2 separate regions of the Homo sapiens genome follow, and region 2 is linked to region 1. The links are chromatin loops, found by intact Hi-C in ENCODE. Cell type or tissue: heart right ventricle. All regions are shown on one strand. Each heading gives the region's core, and the rest is flanking DNA. Links, peaks and the distances in the headings are about the cores only.

What was found. A loop is a pair of places that touch in the nucleus more often than their neighbours do. Peaks named below come from ENCODE experiments on the same cell type or tissue, not always from the same donor. Only the 100,000 strongest peaks of a DNase experiment are listed, where the experiment ranks them.
Region 2: a loop joins it to region 1, with 2.0 times the contacts of the local background. A loop is called at or near these places in 9 of 110 quality-filtered maps.

The regions. Positions count from the first base shown.
Region 1 is chr10:5,015,698-5,021,076 of GRCh38, forward strand. It overlaps a transcript of AKR1C2 not described here. Among named protein-coding and RNA genes, the nearest start is that of AKR1C2, 15 kb to the left of the region's middle. RefSeq lists a cis regulatory region at 4,536-4,893. In heart right ventricle, for the core only: a CTCF peak has its summit at 3,400; a DNase peak (open chromatin) is centred at 3,356; H3K27ac peaks cover 3,256 bases.
Region 2 is chr10:5,068,588-5,073,966 of GRCh38, forward strand. All of the region lies in intron 3 of LOC107984198 (a long non-coding RNA gene), which reads left to right. LOC124902366 (a long non-coding RNA gene) reads right to left here and starts at 4,382. Exons shown (of 2, transcript XR_007062039.1): 1 at 1-4,382. It also overlaps a transcript of AKR1C3 not described here. In heart right ventricle, for the core only: no CTCF peak of the experiment used is centred there; a DNase peak (open chromatin) is centred at 3,204; H3K4me3 peaks cover 667 bases; H3K27ac peaks cover 3,163 bases.

The DNA.
Region 1 (5,379 bases), core at 289-5,288:
TACCGAGGAAATGTGAGAATAGTGAAACTTTGCTCTGACTGTATTCTTGTGTATTAGTCCATTCTCACACTGCTATAAAGAACTAAAGAACTACCTGAGACTGGGTAATTTACAAAGAAAAGAGGTTTAATTGACTCACAGTTCCACAGGCTGTACAGAAAGTATGGCTGTGGAGGCCTCAGGAAACTTACAATCACGGAGGAAGGCAAAGGGGAAGCAAGCATATATTCACATTGCTGGCAGGAGAGAGAGAGAGAGAGAAAGAAGGTGGAGGTGCTACACACTTTCAAACAACTAGATCTCAGGAGAACCATATGATGAGAACAGCAAGAGAGAAGTCAGCCTCCATGATTCAATCACCTCCCACCAGGCCCCTTCCCCAACAGTGGGAACTAGAATTTCACATGTAATTTGGGTGGGGACACAGAGCCAAACCATATCACTCCGCCCCAGCCCCTTCCAAATCTCACATTCTTTTCACATTTCCAAAGATAATTATGCCTTCCTAACAGTCCCCCAAAGTCTTAACTTATTTCAGCATTAGCTCAAAAGTCCAATTCTAAAGTCTCATCTGAGACAAGGCAAGTCCCTTCCAACTATGAGTCATAAAATCAAAAATAGGTTAGTTACTTTCTAGATACAATGGAAATGGGGTATTGAGTAAATGCTTCTGTTCCAAAATGGAGAAATTGGCCCAAACAAAGGGGCTACAGGCCCCATAAAAGTCCAAAACCCAGAAAGGCAGTCAATAAATTTCAAAGCTCCGAAATAATCTCTATTGACTCCATGTCTCATATCAAGGCCACACTAATGCAAGAGGTGGGCTCCCAGGGTCTTGGGCAGCTCTACCTCTGTGGCTATACAGGGTAAAGGCCCCATGGCTGCTTTCACTGGCTGGCATTGAGTGTCTGCAGCTTTTCCAGGCACACAGTATGAGCTTTCAGTGGATATACCATTCTGGGTTCTGGAGGATGGTGGCCCTCTTCTCATAGCTCCACTAGGCAGTGCCCCAGTGGAAATTTTGTGTGGGAGCTCAAACCCCACATTCCCCCTCCACACTGCCCTAGAAGAAGTTCTCCATGAGTGTTCCACCCTTGCAGCAGGCTTCTGCCTGGACGTCCATGCATTTTTATACATTCTCTGAAATCTAGGCAGAGGCCCCCAAGCCTCATCTCTTAGTCTCTGAGCAGGCACAGGCTTAAAACTACATGGAAGTCACCACACATTGGGGCTAGCATCCTCTAAAACAATAGCTCAGGATGTATCTGAGGCCCTTTTAGCCATGGCTGGGGCTGAAGTGGCTGGTATGCAGGGTGCCATGTCCCAAGACTTCACAGAGCAGTAGGACCCTGGGCTTGGCCCATGAAATTATTTTTCTCTCCTAAACCTCCAGGTCTGTGATAGAAGGGGTTACCTTGAAGGTCTCTGAAATACCTTGGAGGCATTTTTCCCTATTGTCTTGGCTATTAACATTTGGCTCTTCTTTACTCATGCAAATTTCTGCAACCACCTTGAATTCTTCCTCAGAAAATAATATTTTCTTTTCTGCTACATGGCCAGGCTCAAGTTATTCAAACATTTATCTTCTGCTTCCCTTTTAAATATGAGTTCCAGTTTCAGATAATCTCTTTGGGCATGCACGTGAGAATATGCTGTTAGAGGCAGCCAGGCCACATCTTGCTTGCTTTGATGCTTAGAAATTTCTTCCATCAGATACCCTAAATCATCTCACTCAAGCTCAAAGTGACACAGATCTCTAGGGTAGGAACACGATGATGCCAATCTTTTTGCTAAAGCATAGGAAGAGTGACCTTTACTCCAGTTCCCAATAAGTTTCTCATCTCCATCTGAGAACTCCTCAGCCTGGACTTCATTGTTCATATCCCTATCAGCATTTTCTTCATAACCATTCAAGTCTCTAGGAAGTCAAAACCCTCCTTCATCTTTCCATCTTCTTCTGAGCCCTCTAAACTCTTCCAATCACACCTACTACCTATCCAGTTCCAAATTTGCTTTGACATTTTCAGGTATCTTTATATCAATGCTTCACTATTTAGTACCAATTTTCTGTATTATTTTATTCTCCCACTGCTATAAAGAACTACCTGAGACTGGGTAATTTACAAAGAAAAGAGGTTTAATTGACTCACAGTTCTGCAGGCTGTACAGAAGGCATGGCACGGGAGGCCTCGGGAAACTTACCATCATGAAGGAAGGTGAAGGGGAAGTAAGCATGTCTTCACTTGGCTGGCAGGAGAGGGAGAGGGAGAGAGAGAGAGAAGGTGGAGGTGCTACACACTTTCAAACAACCAGATCTCATGAGAATTCTATTATGAGAAGAGTAAAAGGAAAGTCAGCCCTCATGATTCAATCTCCTCCCACTAGGCCCCTCCTTCAACACCGGGAATTACAATTTGACATGATATTTCGGTGGGGACACAGAACCAAACCATATCGTTTGGTATTCCAGAATTTCTGCCTTGCTGTTGCCACCCTAACCTCTGGTGCTTCCTCTTAGCAATTTTTTCTCCTCTGACCTCACCGTGCTCTATGGTTATAAATCCCCTCTTGTCTTACTTGGAGTCAGAGTTGAGCTTCAAGGGAACCAATACATTTTGCACTAAAATAAATTTCTTTGACACATTTCAAGACAGCTATTCAGAAGGGCAGGAAATACGAGAAGAGCCAAAAAGCTGTCTTTAGTGGGAAAGACTTGCATCTGTAGAGAAAATTTGCATTGTTACAGCTGGGCTTTCTCTGAGAATCTCTCTTGGATAGAAGAAAGATTAACTGAGAATCTGATACCTTTAAAGGTCTAAAGAAAAACATTTCCCAGCTGTTCTCTCTGAGGGCTGCTTCCTGGGAGATTTCATCTAAATAATGAAACCTCGTTTGCTAGCCAGGCTTGTTCTTCTCTCCATCCCATAACCTGTGTTGCCACTGTAAAAAATTTTGCCAAGATTTAAGTGCAATGGTGCAATCACAGTGCCCTGCAGCGTTGACCTCCTGGGTTCAAGCAATCCTTCTACTTCAGCCTCCCAAGTAGCTGAGACTACAGACAGGTGCCACTACACCCAGCTAATTTTTAAAATTTTTCCTTTTAGCAGAGACAAGTTCTTGTGGTGTGTTCCAGGTTGGTCTGAGCTGAAGAGATCCTCCTGGCTCAGCCTCCCAAAATGCTGGAATTATTGGTATGAGCCACCACGCCTGGTGATCTGGCTGTTTTTCCTGCATTCTGCCTGTAATTGTTTTTTAGGGTCTTTTTCCACATGTCTCATGTTCAGAGTCTCTAAGGCACATGGTGTAGCTGAGCTGATTCACCCCTGTCCTGTATAGAGCACCATGTGGGGGAAAGTTCCTGGTCTGCTATGCCATCGCCCAGCCAAAGGAGGGCTGCCTTTGCTCTGGTTTCACATTCCTGTTTTAAACAGTCATGCCCAGAATTGCTTGGCTACATTGTGACCTTAATGAAATATCTAGTTTGTGAAGTCACAGAATTTGCTTTTCATGAAACTAGAATCTCTTTGAGTTTGGGAGTCTCACATCCCATTAGGGTCCCTCTTTTAGCACCTCACTAAGATTATTAAAATTAATTAAAACTTTTGGATGAACTAGAATGTCTGCAGAAACCTCTAGCCATTTTGCTGGTTCGACAGGATAACCTTTTTTCCACTAAAGAATATTAGTGTTAGTTTAGTGATGAGGTTAATATTCCCCATTTTTCCCCTCTCCCAACCCAAAATGTACTAGGCTGAGTGTTAAAGACCAAAGACTAATCACTTGGACAAAGGATTCCTTGTATCCCCACAAGTCCTAGGTATTTTTCTCTCATTGAGAGCAGAGGGCCTGTATTGATGCCTGGACATGGGATTTTATACCTTCTTGGCATCCAGGGTTATACAATCAATAAACAGAGATGGTATAGAAAAATCCCTTAAAAATGATGGGTCATGCCAAGACTACAGGATTTTCTTTCCTCCTGTCACTTGTTACAATGATTTTCAAGTGGAAACTTGAGTTCTGCATTTCTCAGTTTTTCTTGACTCTCAAACTAGCTAAACACTTCATTCTTCATTCTTAAGAGATTGGCACCAAATCACTTTGTCCTGTTTGGGAAATGCAGTGTTTCTCCTTTGGGTGCATTTTTGAAGACCAAGGCAAAAACATTAAAGTTCATTTTTATTTTCTGTGTGGGTAAAACATTTGATTTTACTGAACATGCTCCATAGTTACATGGCAGGATGTTTTGATTGGCATAAAAAGTAACCAAACTTCCAAATGCGAAGTAGGTCACCGGAAGAGTACAGGACTCTTTGTGAGTTGTTTTTCTCTCCAGTCCAATATTTTCCTCAACATGTTTTCTAAATAACATAGGAATTTCATTTTGGAATAAGCAAGTCATTTAAATTTATTCATAGGTATAGGAGGGTCCAGAAATGTTAAGAACATATATGATTTCAACCGTATACCTTTGCTTTATGGGATAATGTAGTCAGTTGAAAATGTTTTCTGTTGAAGCAAGTGACTGCCTCATTATTAAATAAGAGAAGAGCAGCTTGAGACGGCTGTTTGCTGAGCGATGTGTGGAGCAGGCCCATTTGCTTTCATGTATCAGACATGCCTGCTCTACCCCACCCCTCATTAAGGCACTCACATTCACCAGGCATGATCATCTAAAAGTGATTTGATAGTGTTATCTCCAACCTCCTTCTCTGGAAAATCTTGCTGACTCACAGTGACTAGGGGACTTGGGTGGCATTTTAGACCTGCCAATCACCAGCCTGGATCATTGCACCTGTTCTGAGTTGCACCGGTCTTTTACTTTAGTGCCAGGTGGTTGGAAAGAGGCCCATGAAATAGAGCTGCTCATTTTTAAATTATCCCTTTTGTTGAAGCTTTTGTTCAGGAGGCAGGAGTGGGGCCACCGGCTGTGGACCTCATGGTACACTCTTGTTTTTAAGACGTGTTACACAGGGTGAAGGAAAGCAAAATGTGCTACTCAAAATGTACTTTTCTGGCATATTTTTATATGACTATTCAGAGGGGTCACAATTCAGAGAGGCTGCCGACACACAGAAAGACCTGAAAAGCTTTCTTCTCTCGCAGAGATTTGTAAGTGCTGAGGAAATGTACATTAGTGAAGTGAACAGAGGGTAAAAGCCTTTCTCTGAGGACCCCTTTATATGCCTTATTGGATCAAAGAAAGATTAACTTCCAGGAAAAACAGACTAAGATCCTGACACTTTAAAGGTCTGTCTGAGAAGCTTCTCCACAGGCCGCCACCTGCCTTCCTGAGAGCAGCTTGGGGAGCCCCTGAGAGGCTCACATCTATGTGGGGACAGCCTTGGCTCACCATGTGTCTCTTCCACTCCCCCATTA
Region 2 (5,379 bases), core at 240-5,239, 53 kb after region 1:
TTAATGGTGACTCCTAGCAATCTTAATTGTAATGTAAAACCTGCTAAGTTGTGTTCTGATAAGATTAGAATGTTTCCAGCATAGTTAGGGGCATGGCCAACTCCCCATGGAGAGGGGGTGGCAGGGACTCAGGGGGATCTTCAGGCAGGCAGAGGGGAGAAGAGGCAAGAGCACAGGGAATGCTGGGAGCCTCCCAAGAAGGCCTCTTTCATCTCAGAAGCCCCCAGGGCCATCCCGAGTGGGCTGTCCTCAGGCCTTACCTAGCTGGAAAGCAGGCAAGTTAAACAAATTTCAAACACCAAAGAAGCAGTTTATGACCTTAAAGCATTTAGCAAACCTAATATTTGAACATAACTTAGACCACATGTTTACATTTTCAAGACAACTGTATTTTACCAATAATCTTTAAAACTGTTTATTTCCTAAAGATTACTCAAGTCACATGAACTAAATAAAAAGCATTACATTTTTCACTTTTCTGACAAAATATTTGATTTAAGCTCTTATATTATTATTAAACCAATTTAAAACTTTACAGAAGGGACAAATGGTGACTTTTACCTTTCATTTAACCAGTTTGCACAGAGCGAAAGAGACCAGAGACTAACTGGTAAGAAATATTCTTTTGCAAGCATGTCTGGTTTCTGGGTTCTTTCTCCCTGAGTGGCCCTAGGGACCCTGCTCAACTGTATGCAGACAAACATATTGCCATGAATTAAGAATATTCACAAATAGTTTACAAATTTTGAAGAAATTAGGCAGAGAGAGAAATAGAACTCAAATTCTATTTATGAAAGTATATTCAACATGCTTAAACTGTCTAGAAGCCTAAAATCCAAAAAGTTAGTTAGAATTTGATAACTTCTGAATTATACAAAGTTATTCTTTTTCTCACTACTAACATAATCTTTTCCAGCACATTTTGCCTACTGAATTATGTGTTAACTAGAATTCTTATCCTTATAACCTAAAACTTAAGCGAAACCCTAAAAAGCAAGAATTCCTGGCCAGGCATGGTGGCTTATGCCTGTAATTCCAGCACTTTGAGAGGCCAAGACAGGTGGATCACTTGAGGTCAGGTGTTCAAGATGAGCCTGGCCAACATGGTGAAACCCCCGTCTACTAAAAATACAAAAATTAGCCCAGCATGGTGGCAGGCACCTGTAGTTCCAACTGCTTGGGAGGCTGAGGCATGAGTATTGCTTAAACCCAGGAGGCAGAGGTTGTGGTGAGCTGAGATCACACCATTGCACTCCAGCCTGGGCAATAAGAGTGAAACTCTGTCTCAAAAAAAAAAAGGAAAAGAGCCCTTCCGCCTTCTGCGCAGGGCAAATAGTCCCATTCATTCCTAGGCCTTCAGGCAATACCTGGGAGTGACTCCAGCCAATTGCCTTCAATTTTCAAGGAGCTGCTAGAAAGCAGTTGTTGAGAGGCTGAAAATGAAAGAAAGGAAAAAAAGAGAAGACCCAGGTCCCTTAAGCAAACTGGTTGGTGACGGTTAGGTGCCTTCACATGGACACCCTTAGTTTTCACTGGCCATAGCCAGAATTCTGCAGTTTTCTCTGTGTTTAGGCACTGCCCACCAAGGAGAGATTCCCCTGTATGAAACAGAAAGGAAAGGAGAGAAATAAATCCTAATCTTTGGGCCTAGCTTCTGCTGGAATTTCTCCTGGCTGGCTCAGCAAAATATGTTACCAGTGGAGGGTGTCCAGGTTCTCAGCATCTTGAACAAAGAATTCAACAAAATGCACAAAAAAGCAAAGAAATAATGAAGCAACAAAAGTAGATATTTATGGAAAATAAAAGTACACTCCACATTGTGGAAGTGGGCCTGAGCGTAGTGGCTCAAGGGCCTCGTTACAGAATTTGTGGGGGTTTAAATACTCTCTAGGGATTTTCACTGGTTGCCTGGTGTACACACTATGTAAATGAAAAGGGTGAAGTGAGGTTACAAAGTCATTTACCTGGAATATACCTTATGGAGAGGACATTTCCTGTCATAGCTGAAGTGTGAATTGGCCTTGTGTTCCCTGTCTCCAGACCCTATTTTTCTGTCTCAATTGGATCTTGAGTGTGGAACCATAATAAATGGGATTAGTGTCCTTGTTAAAGAGATTCAAGAGAGAGTGCTTGTCCCTTTTGTGACATGAGGATAGAAAGAGGACAGCTATCTATGAGTCAGGAAGCAGGGCCTCACTAGACACTAAATTTGTCTGCACTTGATCTTGAGCTTCTAGCCTCCAGATCTGTGAGCAATCCATGCCTGATATTTATAACTAACCAGTCTGCAGTCTTTTGTTATAGCAGCTGTCATGAACTAAGACAGCCTGTTAGAAGGAGGCTTAGACTTAACCAGTGTTTTGGGGGTATTTTAGGAGCCCTGATAGGTGATCTTCATGTCTGCTTTGCTTCTATGGGGTGGTATTGATGGGCTGAAGTGGATTGTCCCAGCTACTCTGGAAACATTTCTTTTTGTTGCCTCACAATGGATTTCCACTTATTTACAGAGAATTATATGGCTGTATCTTACTGTGCTTTATGTTGCTATAACAAAATAACTGTAACTGGCTGGTTCTTACACAATAGAGGTATATTTGGCTAATGGCTCCAGAGGCTGGAAATTCCAAGGCCATAGTGATCTCATTGGATGAGAGCCTTCCTGCTGTGGTGCTCCATGGTGCAAAGCAGGAGAGTAAGAGATCAGGAGCAAGAGAATAAATAAGCAAGGGAGATCAGTGGCAGAGACTCTCCCTGCTCTCATGGGCTCTGTCTATTCCCTCTCTACATAATGAGAGTAAAATCCAAAGAGCATGAGGACCAAATCAAATATGACAAAGACTCCTTAGAGGCGTGTCAGTACTGGTAACACCTGTTTTTCACAACTCACGGTGACTAAGGCACAGACCACCCCACACAGTGGCACGGATTCTCTTCTTGAACAGACTTTCCCCAGGCTCCTCTGAGTCTCTTTTGAAATAGGCCTCGCCTTGGTCTGTAAGGATCTGAACACACCCAAACATAATTTCTAACAGTTCAAGGCTACATCAATAGATAACCAAGCCCTGTTAAAGAGCCAGCCTGAGAAAACTCACGGCTTCCAAAAGAATTCAGTATTTGTTCCAGCAATGTCTGAAGAAATGCCTGTCTCCCAGTCTCACAGAGGGCAGGAGTCCAACTTCCCTTAGTTCCAGTTAGCAAACCCAGAGGGACTAATCACATGGCCCAAGCAGCCCCTTCCTACTTTTTGTAATTTTCCGCTTGGCTGATTCCACTCAGTCTCTGCTCAGCCTTTCCCTTCTCCCTCATTTTCCCTTTAAAATGCTGAGTCATCTTGCATAGATCATAGTTCAGTTCAGTTCACGCTGGACCTCTTCTCTACTGCGATGTTATGTTACTGATAAAACCTGTCCTCACCATGTTAATCAGTACCCAGCTTTCTTTGTCTTTGACTTTAGCAATAGCAGAATTTGTTTTTTTTCTGGCTCTTATGATTTAATAGCTACAGACAGGTGGGAATGAAGACCAGCCTATGTGACACTTATCTCTGGGTTCTAGTACTATTGAGCAGCAATTTAAGTATTAGGGATTTACAAATGTGTTTAATTTATGGCCAAACCCTGGCATAAGTCAAAATAAATGCTTATATTTGATCACTAAAATACGAGGTAATGATCCACCTCAGGGAGGAGAGTATGTGACTGCAATTAGAATCTTTAAAGCCTTCTGTTTAGAAAGCATGCTTGCTTGAACTTCAAGTTTCTAGGCAAATGTAAGGGTCATTTGTAAAAGCTGAGTTTTTCCTGTTGCCAATAAGGATAGAGACCTTTTCTTCTATGCTCATGTCTTAGACTATTTTCTTAAGAAAAAAATTGTATTTGTAAACTCTTCCTTAGTCCCTTTATTATGCATGTCAGTTTTTTGAAAAGCTGACTAAGCCTCTAGCCAGAATTGCAACCTGCCAGTGTTGTGTTAAGGGTAAGAGAGACAACTCTTTGGAAATGAAAATATCAAGAAAGATAACTTCCTATCTCCATGGGCCCCTTACTCCAAGCTACAACTGCCTGCTTGTCATAAAGAAATGTTATTTTTCCTTGGGATAAAGGTGACTGTCTAGCACAGAAGGATACCCCAATTACCAGGTGAATTTAGGATGGAGAATGTTATAAAAAGAATGTTTGAAAGAATGTTATAAAAAATGGTGGTGTTAGGCCTTATTACATGAAGACCAGTTATCATTTATCTCAAGAAGATGCATGTAAGGATTATATTTCTTGGCTATATAAAGGGGTGAGATTTCTTTCTGTCTTTGTAATCTCTTTAGCATGTTACCTGTGATGCACATTGCAGCCTGGTTTAATGCTTTTTAAATTTTATTTGTTTATTTATTTATTTTCGAGACAGAGTCTTGCTCTTTCTCCCAGGTTAGAGTGTAGTGGCACAATCTTGGCTCACTGCAACCTCCGCCTCCTGAGTTCAAGTGATTCACATGCCTTAGCCTCTCAAGATGCTGGGATTACAGGCAGGCACCACCCCACCCAGCTAATTTTTGTATTCTTAGTAGAGATGTGATTTCACCATGTTGGCCAGGCTGGTCTCGAACCCTTGTCCTCATGATCCGCCTGCCTCAGCCTCCCAAATTGCTGGGATTACAGGTGTGAGCCACTGCACCCAGCCCTAATGCTTTTTTAATAAGAAAATTATTTTCTTTATTTTCTACTTTATAGAGAGTTTTGTAGAATGGCAGGAGATTTCATTTTTAACATTATTCTCCAATATAAAGGAGAACAGACTTGACAGTTGTCCCAAATTAGGTAAAAGATTGAGATTGGAGATCCCCATAGGCCCATAATTTCTACCTTTGGTAACATAATGGAAGACATAGAACAACCCTCCCCTACACAGACTCCTCAGTGGGACAGCCCAATTACATCCACTGTCCTGAGCACATGGACCCCCTTTCTCTCTCAGTCTTACCCACATGACTCAGCGAGCAGCTCCAGCCCAGATCACAGAACCATATGAAGAATTGAAAACCCCACCTTCTCAAGAGGGCCAAGGGCAGAGCATTGACATATTTGATTAGTACCAAGGAGACATGAGAAAAATGAAAAGACTGCCATGACTGTATTTTGGTATTCCAGAGTTTCTGCCTTGCTGCTATCAAGAACATCACCCTCACCTTGGGTGCTTCTTGTTAGTAATTCTTCCTCCTTGACCTCACCCTGTTCTGTGGTTGTAAATCCCCACTTGTCTTGGTTGAAGGCAGAGTTGAGCTTGAAGGAAACCAAAATATTTCACTCTTGGGAAAGGAAGATAAATCTTAGGGCCCCAAAATCACTAAGCTAAAGAAAAAAGTCAAGCTGGGAACTGCTCAGCACA